Linked DNA regions of Mus musculus: region 1 is linked to region 2. A link is a contact called in ENCODE Hi-C data. All regions are on one chromosome and are shown on one strand. Each heading gives the region's core, a stretch centred on a gene start or an enhancer-like site at or near the end of the contact. The rest is flanking DNA. Distances are from core to core; before and after follow the strand shown. Region 1 holds the start of Cacna1e (calcium channel, voltage-dependent, R type, alpha 1E subunit). Region 2 overlaps Cacna1e (calcium channel, voltage-dependent, R type, alpha 1E subunit).

Region 1 (5,226 bases), core at 2,695-5,194, 230 kb after region 2:
AGAGAGCAGCAAGTAGCTTCCAGAATAGCCAATGCCCGAGGAAGAAAGAACACTTGTTAGATCTATTAGATGAGCAAGCAAGCAAGAAAGAAATGCCATAAAATGGGATACCACATTTTAAATCAGATTAGCATTTTCAAAAAGACTACATTATCATCTGCAGAAGAGAATGTCGTGAGGAAATAAAACGATCTCCCTATGCAGATGTAGCTTCTAAGAAAAAGGAAATGCATTCAGAGGGGGTTGTTGCCTTTCCGCCATCTTTCATGTCAAATCTGGGTTTTATTGTAGACATTTGCCTTCAAATTAAAACTAGCCAACCCCTATTAAGAGCAAGATAAGGCTCTCCTAAGTCAGCAGGTAAGCACAAATTAAATCACACCTTTTACTTAGCTCATCCTTTCAGATCAATAAAATTAAAATCCCTGACATGTAAGAAAAAGACCTTACCATCCTAGTTCCTCGGTGACTTTCTGTCACAAAAAAATAAAAAGAAAGAGAGAGAGAGAGAGAACAAAGTTCAAAAAGTGTCGTGCACAGCAATTAAAATCTGCACCTGGATGACTGCATGTTCGTACCAGAGCCGGTCTTAACAACACTTCCTAACAATGTTCCTGTTGTGAAAATCTGACCCCCACAAAGAACAAAGTAGTTCTTAAACTGGTCACTACTACCACCGGGAGTACAGTCAGTTATTGACACATTAATCACCTGTGTGTGATTTAGCAACTGTGAAGTGGAACCCAGGAGTCTGGATTTTGAATAAGCTCTCAAGTGATACAGACGAGGTTCCTCACTCTCAATGAGATGCAAGAATCTAAATGACTTCACCTTGAATGTCAGGTCCCACCTTGCAGGTGTGCAGAAATCCCCCGAAGGATTCCATTAATAATAATGGATGCTTAGTGGGTAATTAGGTAATGTTCCAAACACTTGGCACATTAACCCATTGAATTCTCCCAGTAACTCTTTGTTATCATCCTGATTTTACAGGTAAGAAAATTGAATCCTAGAGTAATGAAGTAACTTTTCAAGGTCACTGGGGCTTCTGGAGGAGCTGAGCTTTGAACCCAAGGAGCCTAATTAGAGAGCTTTAAAGGTAACTCCTGCTCACACTGATTCTCAATGAGATGAAGCAGGTATTTGGGGAAACTGGATGCTGGGAACTGAAGGGAAGGTGACACTAGCTAGCTCCTATGCGCCTTGGAAGAAAATGCAGAGCCCACAGAGGCACAATGCTTCCACGTGGTCACTACCGGAGGGAATACATTAGTCAGTTACACTGTACAACCAGAAGGGGAAAAAAAATCCAACCAGCTTCCCCTCAACATCTTAGCAGATGTTCTCTGAACAGGTTACAACAGCCTACAGGCTGTAGGAACACTGTACAATGTCTAAGTATGCGGAGAGCAAAGATGTCTGGGACAGGACACTGAGGATGAGAATAGAATCCATTCCCTCCGGAATCTCTCCTTTGGCGATCCTTACTTCATTTTGGCTAAAGGGAAGAATGCATAAAATCGAGCAGCACCTTGCTCTCAAAGCTCCTGGTGGAAAACCCGTGTCTTTGCGGCAGAAATGAAAAGAGGAAAAGGCTTTGGTGTTGGAAACGTGCTTCGTGTCCCAGTCCGGGAGCTTGAGCTTAACCGGAAGTACCCTGTGTGCTGCACCCGGTGACTTGGGAGCTCAGGACCAGCCAGGGAGTTTTGATGGCGCTGTCCGAGGTGCCAAGGAGGGCTGTGACCACACTTTGCCTTCTGTGGGACTGAAAAGCTGCTTTGTCTACTGCAAGCAAACGGAGAAGGGGGCTGTCTGGAGGCGGGGTGTCCTAAGCAGGTCACAGCAAAGGGGAACCTGGTGGGTGGGGAATCTAAAAGAACTGTAGAAGGTGGTCGAGGGAAGGGACCTTCCCTGAGAGACCAGTAGAGTACTGCTCCAAGGAGTTATTTGCAGCCGCCCGCCGCAGCATGCAACACAATGCAATCAGTCCGCCTTGTGCAGCTCACTGACTGGGCATGACTGCAGGGACCGGACCCCTCCCCCGCCCCAAGCCCCTATCTAAATAGTTCAACCCAAGCACTCTATGGCCCGGATCATTCTGTGGAGGTGGGAGGGGGAGGTGAGAACTGGAGAACAAGGAGGAGAAAGGGAGAAACCCAGCCAGGGGGTGTCTGTGGGAGGATGTGAACAGCAGCAGGAAGCATCACTGCTTAGAGATGCTGCTTCGTTTCTAATGAGGTGCTGCTGCCTAGAAGCACCATGCACCAGCCAATCCCAAAGCAGCTGAGGCAGGGAACTGGAGGGGTGGGGGAGAGAAGGCCAAAAACTAGAGGTTGGGGGCTGCAGGGGATGTTCAGGCCCTGGGGGGAAGCAAGATGCCTTGCAAACTAATACTTGAACCCCATCCCCCCCCCACCCCAGCCTCAGCTTTCTCACTGCTGCACACCTGAGAGGAGGGTTGGGGGAGGGAGCATGGGGCAAAGAGGAGGAGTCTCTTTTGCAGGTGTATTCTTCCCAAGAACCATGTCTCCAGAGGCACCAAAGTCCCTGTCCCCAAGAGGACCCCCCACATCTAGCCTCAAAACATTGGCTTGCCTCCTGTAATCCCCTGAAACACCCTACCAACCTCAACTCCTAATGGCCTTGACAGGCATGCAAATTCTTAGTGCAGAGCAGGCAGGAAGCTGCCTGATCAGCAGCCTGCATTCAGTGCGCTTGGTAAAACCTGCAAAGATGTTTCTTCCATCCTAGCCTTTTACTCCCAAACCATCACCTCCATAGATGACCTACCCACTCCTTGTAAAGAGCAACACCCTTGGCTTTAGAGAGAAATTGTTTGCACACCTCTGACCCTCAGCTGATGGGTTCAGGCCCAGTAGATCTATGGTTCAGTATACTGGGAGAGCAGCCAGGTATGGCAAACATTAAGAAGCAAGAGTAACAACCCAGGACCAAGAAAGGAAGAACACACCTCCTTGCCTGAAGAAAGAACTCCAACTTTGAGCTCTTTGGGCTGGTGGTGACATGATCATCTCCCCTGACAGGCATTCACTTTCAGTAGAACTTAAAGTTGGTCTCCAGAGTTAGCTGAGTCCCTAGCCCAACGCCTTTTTCATAAGTACTCATTTGTCTTCTTGTATACATGGGTCTACTCTTTGGAGCTTCTCATCTGGCAAATCCCTCCCAGAACCTCAACTTCTCTGCTGGCAGACAGTGCAAGTGTCTTCCCAGCTGGTAGGAATGGGAGCAGAGGGACTGGCTTAAGTGGTGGAAAAGAGAGAACTGATTATGAAAGAATCCTTGAGATTTGAGGTAAGCCAAACCACATGGAGTGCAGCTTCTGAAAGGGTTAGGACTTTGGGGGTGGCCAAGAAACAGACAAAGCCCAGAAAGAGGCAGATGTCTCCACACCAGGCACCTAAGTACACTTAGAGATTTCCACATGGAAAATAATCCCCAAAACCAAAAGTCTTACCTTGAAAACCACTACTGCCCAAATAGGTCTCCGGGGCATCAGGCTTGCCCCGTGAATGCAACAAGGTAGGGTGCACTTGAGCAAAGGGGCAAATTTTGGCACCAGGAAGGGGTGGGGAATAGATTCCATGCTAGGTGCCCCCCCTCACCCGATGGAATGCAAAGGGGGAGAGGGAAGTCATGGTGGGTAAGAAAGGATATGGCCAATCGATGAGCTTCTTGGCGTATTTCCTGACAATGTTATCTTCTCCGAAGATGAACAGGGATCTGTTGACCGTGAAACAGTTCTGCCGGACTGGTATGGGGTTGTACAAAGCCATAGTCCGCGCCCTCTGCGCTTTTGACTGCTTGTAGGCGGCCGCCGGCCCCGAGGCCGGGACGGGGGTTCCTTGTCGGTTCCTGCTCTGGTCCGAGTCTCCATCGCCTGAGCCTGGCCTGCCAACGACCACCGCCTCCCCGAAGCGAGCCATCCTGAAGTTTAAACAGACAGAAGACACACAAAGGTGATCGCCGAACACCCGCACACAACAAGAGGCAGAAAAGACACAGGCAGGCTCAGAGCCTTATCCACACAGGCGCAGGGACCACCGCCTCTGGGGACCCCTGCAGGCTCTTCAGCCCTGCTCTGAACTGTTGAATCTAAAGGCAACCTCTGCGAAGCTCCATTCCTCAAGAAAAAAAAAGAAGAAGAAGAAGAAGAAGGGGGTAGGGCTTCTAGAGGGAATATTTTCCCCCAAAATGCCAGCGTGGGGTGGTGTTCAGGGACCGGAGAGGGGTGGAGAAGGTCGGTCCTCAAACATAGCTCCTCTTCTGGCACACGTACCACCTGGCTGAGAGAAAGGCAGGCACTGGTCCGCTAGGTAACAGTTTGCTGATTTATTGGTCGGGGTGAGGGGTAGAGAGGAAGAAGGAAATGAAAACAAAAGAACTTTGAAAAAAATGAAAAGAAAAAAAGACAAGGGCCAGCTACGGTGACATGCTTTAGAACGCCAGCCCCTGCAAGTCCATCTAAGAAATTCCACAGCCAAGACTTGGCTCTTTAAATCTGCCAGCGGAGATGCATCCAAAGGTTGGAGAGAGGGAGATGGAGGTGGGGGGGAGAGCGGTACTAAGGTTCCTGCGTAAACCGCATCGCCCGAAAAATGAAGATGAGAAGTCGAACCAGCCGGAGAGGGGCAAATGACTTCACAGCTCCTGCTTTTGGGGTAGAAGTTGAGCAGCAACCAGAGAGCAGCGAAGCCCAAGTGCCAGCATCCGCCCAGAGCGCTCGCCGCTGCCGCCGCCGCCGCCGCCTCCCAGGATCAGCATGCAACAGCGATCCGCGGCTGCGCCGGGAAGAGGGTGGGAGAGCGAGCGAGCGAGCGGGCGGGCGGTCGCAGTGAGGAACAGGTTGCAGTCAGCCTAGCTAGTGATGGCAGGGCATAGGACTTAATCCACATACCGAACTTCCTCACCAAAGACCAGCTCTTTCTCCTCCCGGCCTTCCTGGCTACAGAGAGCAGAGACGATGCTTAAGGGCAGGTTGAGGAGCACAGCGCAGCAGCGCAGCAAGGTGGCCAAGGATCCGAGAGAGACGCGGGGGCGGGGCTCTCAGAGTCCAGCGTGGTGAGGCTGGTTTGGCTTGTGAATTCGTTTGACTGAAGGCTACCTAGGCAAGGGTCCAAGGAAGAGTCGCGGTTCCCTCAGGAGATGGAAAAGAGAGGCCCACTGAAGCTGGTGATGCCTGCAGACTCTCTGCAACAGATCAAAGAC
Region 2 (5,452 bases), core at 135-2,634:
AGCCAAACAAACAGAATAGCTGGGTGCAATGGCTCATACTTCTAATCCCAGTAAAAAGAATGATTCTTGGGGGTTACTAGCCAGTCAGTCTAGACCAGTGGTTCTCAACCTATGGGTCGTGAACCCTTTGGGGATCAAACAACTCGTTCACGGGAGTCACATATCAGATATTTACATTATGATTCATGCCAGTAACAAAATAACAAAGTTATAAAGTAGCAACAAATATAATTTTATGGTTGAGGGTCACCACAACATGAGGAACTGTATTAAAGTGTCACAGCATTAGGAAAGTTGAGAACCACTGGTCTAGGCTAATTGGTGAGGACTTGTCCATTGAGAGATTATCTCATTAAAACTCTGTGTTCCCAAGCAAAGCTAGAACAAGTCTTCTCTAGGAACAGTGACCTGTAAAGAGATAGGACAATCACAAACACACCTGAATTGGCCTTCATTGGCCTTTTCTTACTCTTGCCATTCATAGTATGGGGTTGCCCCTCTTCCCATTCTGATCCCCTGTGAGGATCACTTACAGGTCCCCTCAAGACACAGAATCCTGAAAGAAGGTGAGCTGGAGTTGGATCTGGCTGACTCTCCATTTTGGTCTCTGCATGTGTATGCTAAGTTCGAGTTCCTAAATTTCAGTTATTGGATGTAAGAAACTTGGTTTTTGAATACTGTGGTAGAGGGCTTATTTCATTTTTGTTATTGGATTTATATTTGTGGCTGCGTTTGTTTTCCAGTAGTTTCCACGGGAGCCATAAATTGTTAAAATCAACTCCTATATGCAGCCAATTCTATATTTTCACAATAAAATAAAGTAGAAAGTAGAAATATCACATGAATAATCTCAAACAAAGGAAGGATGCCCCAAGCATGTATCATATATGCCTGGAGGGATAAAAGGAGAGAAGACAGATTTCACTTCCAAATCATGCTTATATTAATATGAAAATTGATTTCTACTTTGTGAATTTATCAAGCTATAAAGGAGCTGTTGTCACAGATAATTCACATCTCAGTTGATCTCTGTAGCTGGTGTTAGCCCATGAGGTAATGACAAGAGGAGCTTTGGTCAAGCACAAATCTAGGATGTATCATCTTGTTTGCTGAATCCTAGGGACCTGAAGTGAGGGTCACTAAAGCCTTGCTCTGGGCCATGCTGCCTTACCTCCTACCCCAACATAAACGAAAGGGAGTTGCTTGGCTCATCTACTGACAAAATATTTAGGAAGAACTGTTGTAAAACCCTCTGGGGAAAGACTACCAGCTCTTGGCTTATCCCCTAGTTCCAGAGCACTGCTCCTGATTCAGTGCATCCAGGGAGCTTTGTTTACTGATGCAGAGGCTCTTGCTGCTGTCATGGCAACCAGAAAGGAAGACAAAGCCTGCCAGGATGGACTGGCCTGTATGACTCAAAGATCTGTTTACCCACACTCCTGTACACACTTGCATGCTTCATCACACACACATTGGCATAGATTCACATGCTCATACCACCAGCACTCTGAAGTATATGCGTGGCAGGGGTGAGGAGGTGGGGGGAAGGGGAGGGACTTTACAGTGCACACAAATGCCACCCGATCACATTCCTATCAATCTTCAGAGTTCATCATTTCAGAAGGCTTTGCTACCCACAAGGGAACCTTGCCAATATCCTTCTATGATCCTTGCTTCTGGAAGGAGGGATTTAGGTTAGGTACCAAGAAAAAAAACATTGTCAGGCTTAAGTATTCTGAAGCAAACACAGAAATCAGCGAAGTCAGCGGCTGTGTGGGAGCTCTTGCTTTCACCGTGGTTCTGTTGGAAAGGAGACTGGGGTGATCCAGGGCAAGACTGTTCACCGCTATGTTTTCGGTGTTCAATGTTATGAACCTGGGGAACTTTTCCTCCCACTTTCCAGAGAAGCAAACACAGCCCCAGAGCAGGCAAACACTTTGCTGAAGGTCACACAGTTCAGTAACATTACAGTTATTTATGTCTTGGCCCTTGACTTGTTCCAGGAAGGATTTAAGGAGACTTAGGTTGTCAATAAAAGATGGCTAAAACAGAACCTGGCCTTCAAGATCCCATCCATTGTTGACTCTCATAATCAGGGTGAGTGTTCCGATGCAAATGCTCAGACACGCAGTGTTATCCACACTCCAAACTAGGCACTTTAGTGGGGGCCTCCTAAGAGCAGTGATTCTTCTTCAAATTGGTTATGGAAAATAAATGGCATTCTATGAAATGAAATCTCCAGCCTCTGCTCCTCCGCTCTATATCCACAACAATAAAGGAAAGACCACAGATCTCTCACATCAGGATATCTTGCAGCCACAACCTACAAAATTATCTGCCCTAGCCCAACTTTCATATCCAGAAAAGCTAAAGCAAAGAGAGGACCACTGGCTTGTCAGCCCATAGTTTACAACACATGGAAGCTGACCTGTGCATTTGTTTAGCTTGCCAAGCTCCACGCTCTCATAGCCTTTTAATCATGGAGATTCAAAGAGGCAGATGCCATAGGAACTCAAAGAAAGGATAACATTTTTTGCTTTACCTTCTAATCTGAAGTCTTTTTATTTTGTAGATACAGGGAAAGAAGGCCAGGCTATTTACCTGAAGTGGGGATAATGAATGAGTGGAAATTTGTTTCCTGTTTTGCTCTTTAATCTAAAAGTTGATGTTGGTAGTATTGAAGTACAGTGATGAAAGACTCTGACGTTGGACACACGTTGGTTTGGATCCCATCTCTACCACAGATAACCTGAAGAAATCTCTTAAATCTGGTTCTGCATCTGTAAACTCAGAATAAACACTGCAGCCATCTTAAATGGTCATTATGGGGACTAAATAACAAGAACAAGAAATCCAGTCTGATAGCTAGCACATAGAATTTACTCTGTCTTTTGTAAGTACTAATGCCATTTCTGAGAATATAGCATAACAGAGATAATTTATTCCCAAGATTCTCCTCTTTATCCGTCCATCCCATCTCCAAAACACAATTTCCAAGTGCCTGCTGTATCCTGGGCATTGTTTCAGAATATGATTGTAATGGTTAATCTTCATTGTCAACTTGAACACATTGAGAACAGCCTAGAAGATGGCATGGCACATACCAAGCATGTCTGTGAGACTGTTTCTGTAGAGAATTAACTGAGGAACAAAGATCCACCTTGAATGTGGGTGGCACTGTTCCCTGGGCTCAGGCTACAGATGGATTAAAAAAGAGAAAAGAAGAAACCTAGCAGAACCCTATCACCCTTTCTCTGCTTTCTGGCCTGAAAGGATATAACTGACAAATTCTAATGGACATTAAATACCGCGATGAACCGGACCTTCTGAAAACAGGAACCAAAGTGAATCCCCCTGTCCCTCCCATTTAATTGGTTTCTGACAGGTGTTTTTGTCACACTGAAGCAAAAGTAACCTACATATGATGATACTCAACATCAATCATTTATATGCAAATATTTATCCTCGGATAGGTTACATTCCCATGCAAGGCAATGGCAGAGGAGATGAGAATAATATGCAGCCTGGAGTATACTGACCCACGCTCAAGGGAACAGAAGACAGACAATGTATAGTAGGTCTGGAGGGAAGGACAGACTTTGTGGTTAAATGACCAGTAAAGGCCTCAATGAGTATACATGGGAAGGGCAAGAGGTATACAAAGGAGGGACTCATGCAGATGTATCTCGGGAGAGGCATGCCAGGGAGAGGTGGGAGGTGGCAGCAAGGACACAACAGCATTGGAGCACAGGGAACATTCTGGGCAGAGGCATGGAATGCAAGAAGCAAAGCAATATGGACAGAGATGACTGAATCAGTGGAAGATGAATGTGGTGAGGTAAGAAAGTGTGAGGCTAGATGGAGGGGGAGAAGAATCGATTCTTCACAGTACAACTAGGACACCATCACTTGGGATATAGCAGAGTAATTACAAGATTTGATTGAAGTTTGCTAAGACTGTCTCGGGCTGCCCTGTTGAGGAGAGACTGGAGGGGACTTAGAGACAGAATCAGCAAAGGCTTCTAGAACATATTCAATTGACCTTGGCCTTGGACAGAGTGTGACTATTGAGAAATATTCAAGTTCTGGATATAATCTGAAGGTAGGGCTAAGAGGACACACTGACCTCTCTGATATAGAGGGTAATCAAGGACCACCCTGAGGATTTTAGTGGCCAAGAAGGAAGAAGTGAAATTTACCAAAGTGGGAAGAGCATTGGGCAAAGCAGGGTTTGGAGTAGAGGAAGATCAGGGGCTCATCTCTGCATGCAACTCAGCTGGATTTCATAACACATTTATATTAAAGAACAGAAGAACCAATAGCACCATTGCTCTGTTATTTACACAAGATGTGTCCAGTGCTGCAAAGATCATTCCTGTGGATTGATCAGAGCCAGGGTGGCTTCTCCACCACCTTCTCCTCTGCTGCCATGTGCTAGAAAGATGCTAACAATTTTCAGCTGAACAAAACCCATTGTTGCTACTGCCACAAATAAAACTGAAAACAAAACAACCACTGCAAATATTCTTGAATGTTGCACTGTTTGTTCCACAAATTTCTCTGTTCCCTTCCATTAGATGGATGATCATGGAAGAGCATGTACTATGGGCAGTGACAAGTGACAGTTCTCACATGGTTGTCTTTAAAACCTTTCAAGGCAGAGCACAGCACAGCTCAGTATGTAGCGCTTGCTTAGCTAGCATGTATGAGGTCCTGAGTTCAATCCCAAGCCTTGCAAAAGCTAAACAAATATCCATACAAACAAAACCTTTTAGGAAAGGACTATAAAGGCTCTGGGGTGTTGCAAGAGCTAGGAAACGGTGAAAGACAAGAGCTACAGAGCAGAATTCAGCTCTCTCACTCTGTGTAATTACCCACCAGCCTGTGCCACCTCAGTTTGGCACATAGATACTATCAAGGCATGAACTCAAAGGCGCACATGTCGCTTCCTCTCTCTGTGTACGCATATAATAGTGTATGTTTCAGTCACAATATTTCACTGGGTTCAAAACCCTGTGGTGCAGGAAGAATAAGCCACAGGGAAGTAGGAGCATTTCATATTCTTCTTTCTCCCCCACTCACACCCCCCACAGCACTCTAATTACAGTATGAAAGAGGCATCCTGACAGAGAACAAATGGCTGTGTTCTTTTAAGAGACACATTTTGCTCTCCTCTGAGGCAGCATAGCAAGTGGCTCCCTCCCCAAAAATTGAGGAGGTGCAGAGGAGGAGGAGGGGGAGGAGGAGGGGGGAGGGGGGTAAGGAGGAGGAGGAAGGAGCTGTGTTGCTGTGCTCAAAGGGGTGAGTGAGAACTATTCCCAGGTTGGCCATTACACACCCACCAATCTGTGAGTATATATATTTGTTTTCTTTGTAATGAGCATTATGCTTCTCAGAATCCACTGATCTATACCTCCTCAGATAATTTCATAAGAGCCCTTTCGAAAAGGTC

Evidence for each region. A loop is a pair of places that touch in the nucleus more often than their neighbours do.
Region 1: a map of left cerebral cortex shows a loop between it and region 2 (2.5-fold over the local background). The contact joins the promoter of Cacna1e here to the enhancer-like site in region 2. A Hi-C loop is called at or near these places in 1 of 37 maps with a recorded cell type or tissue (left cerebral cortex).

What each region holds. Positions count from the first base shown.
Region 1 is chr1:154,721,976-154,727,201 of GRCm38, forward strand. Cacna1e (calcium channel, voltage-dependent, R type, alpha 1E subunit) reads right to left here and starts at 3,945. Exons shown (of 47, transcript NM_009782.3): 1 at 3,676-3,945. The coding sequence starts at 3,944.
Region 2 is chr1:154,499,272-154,504,723 of GRCm38, forward strand. The region is part of intron 7 of Cacna1e (calcium channel, voltage-dependent, R type, alpha 1E subunit); the gene reads right to left. Among named protein-coding and RNA genes, the nearest start is that of Cacna1e, 220 kb to the right of the region's middle. Within about 2 kb of position 1,385, at least 1 of the 3 ENCODE cell types and tissues checked has a DNase peak (open chromatin) inside an H3K27ac peak, as active enhancers do; it is left cerebral cortex, where a contact is called at or near this core.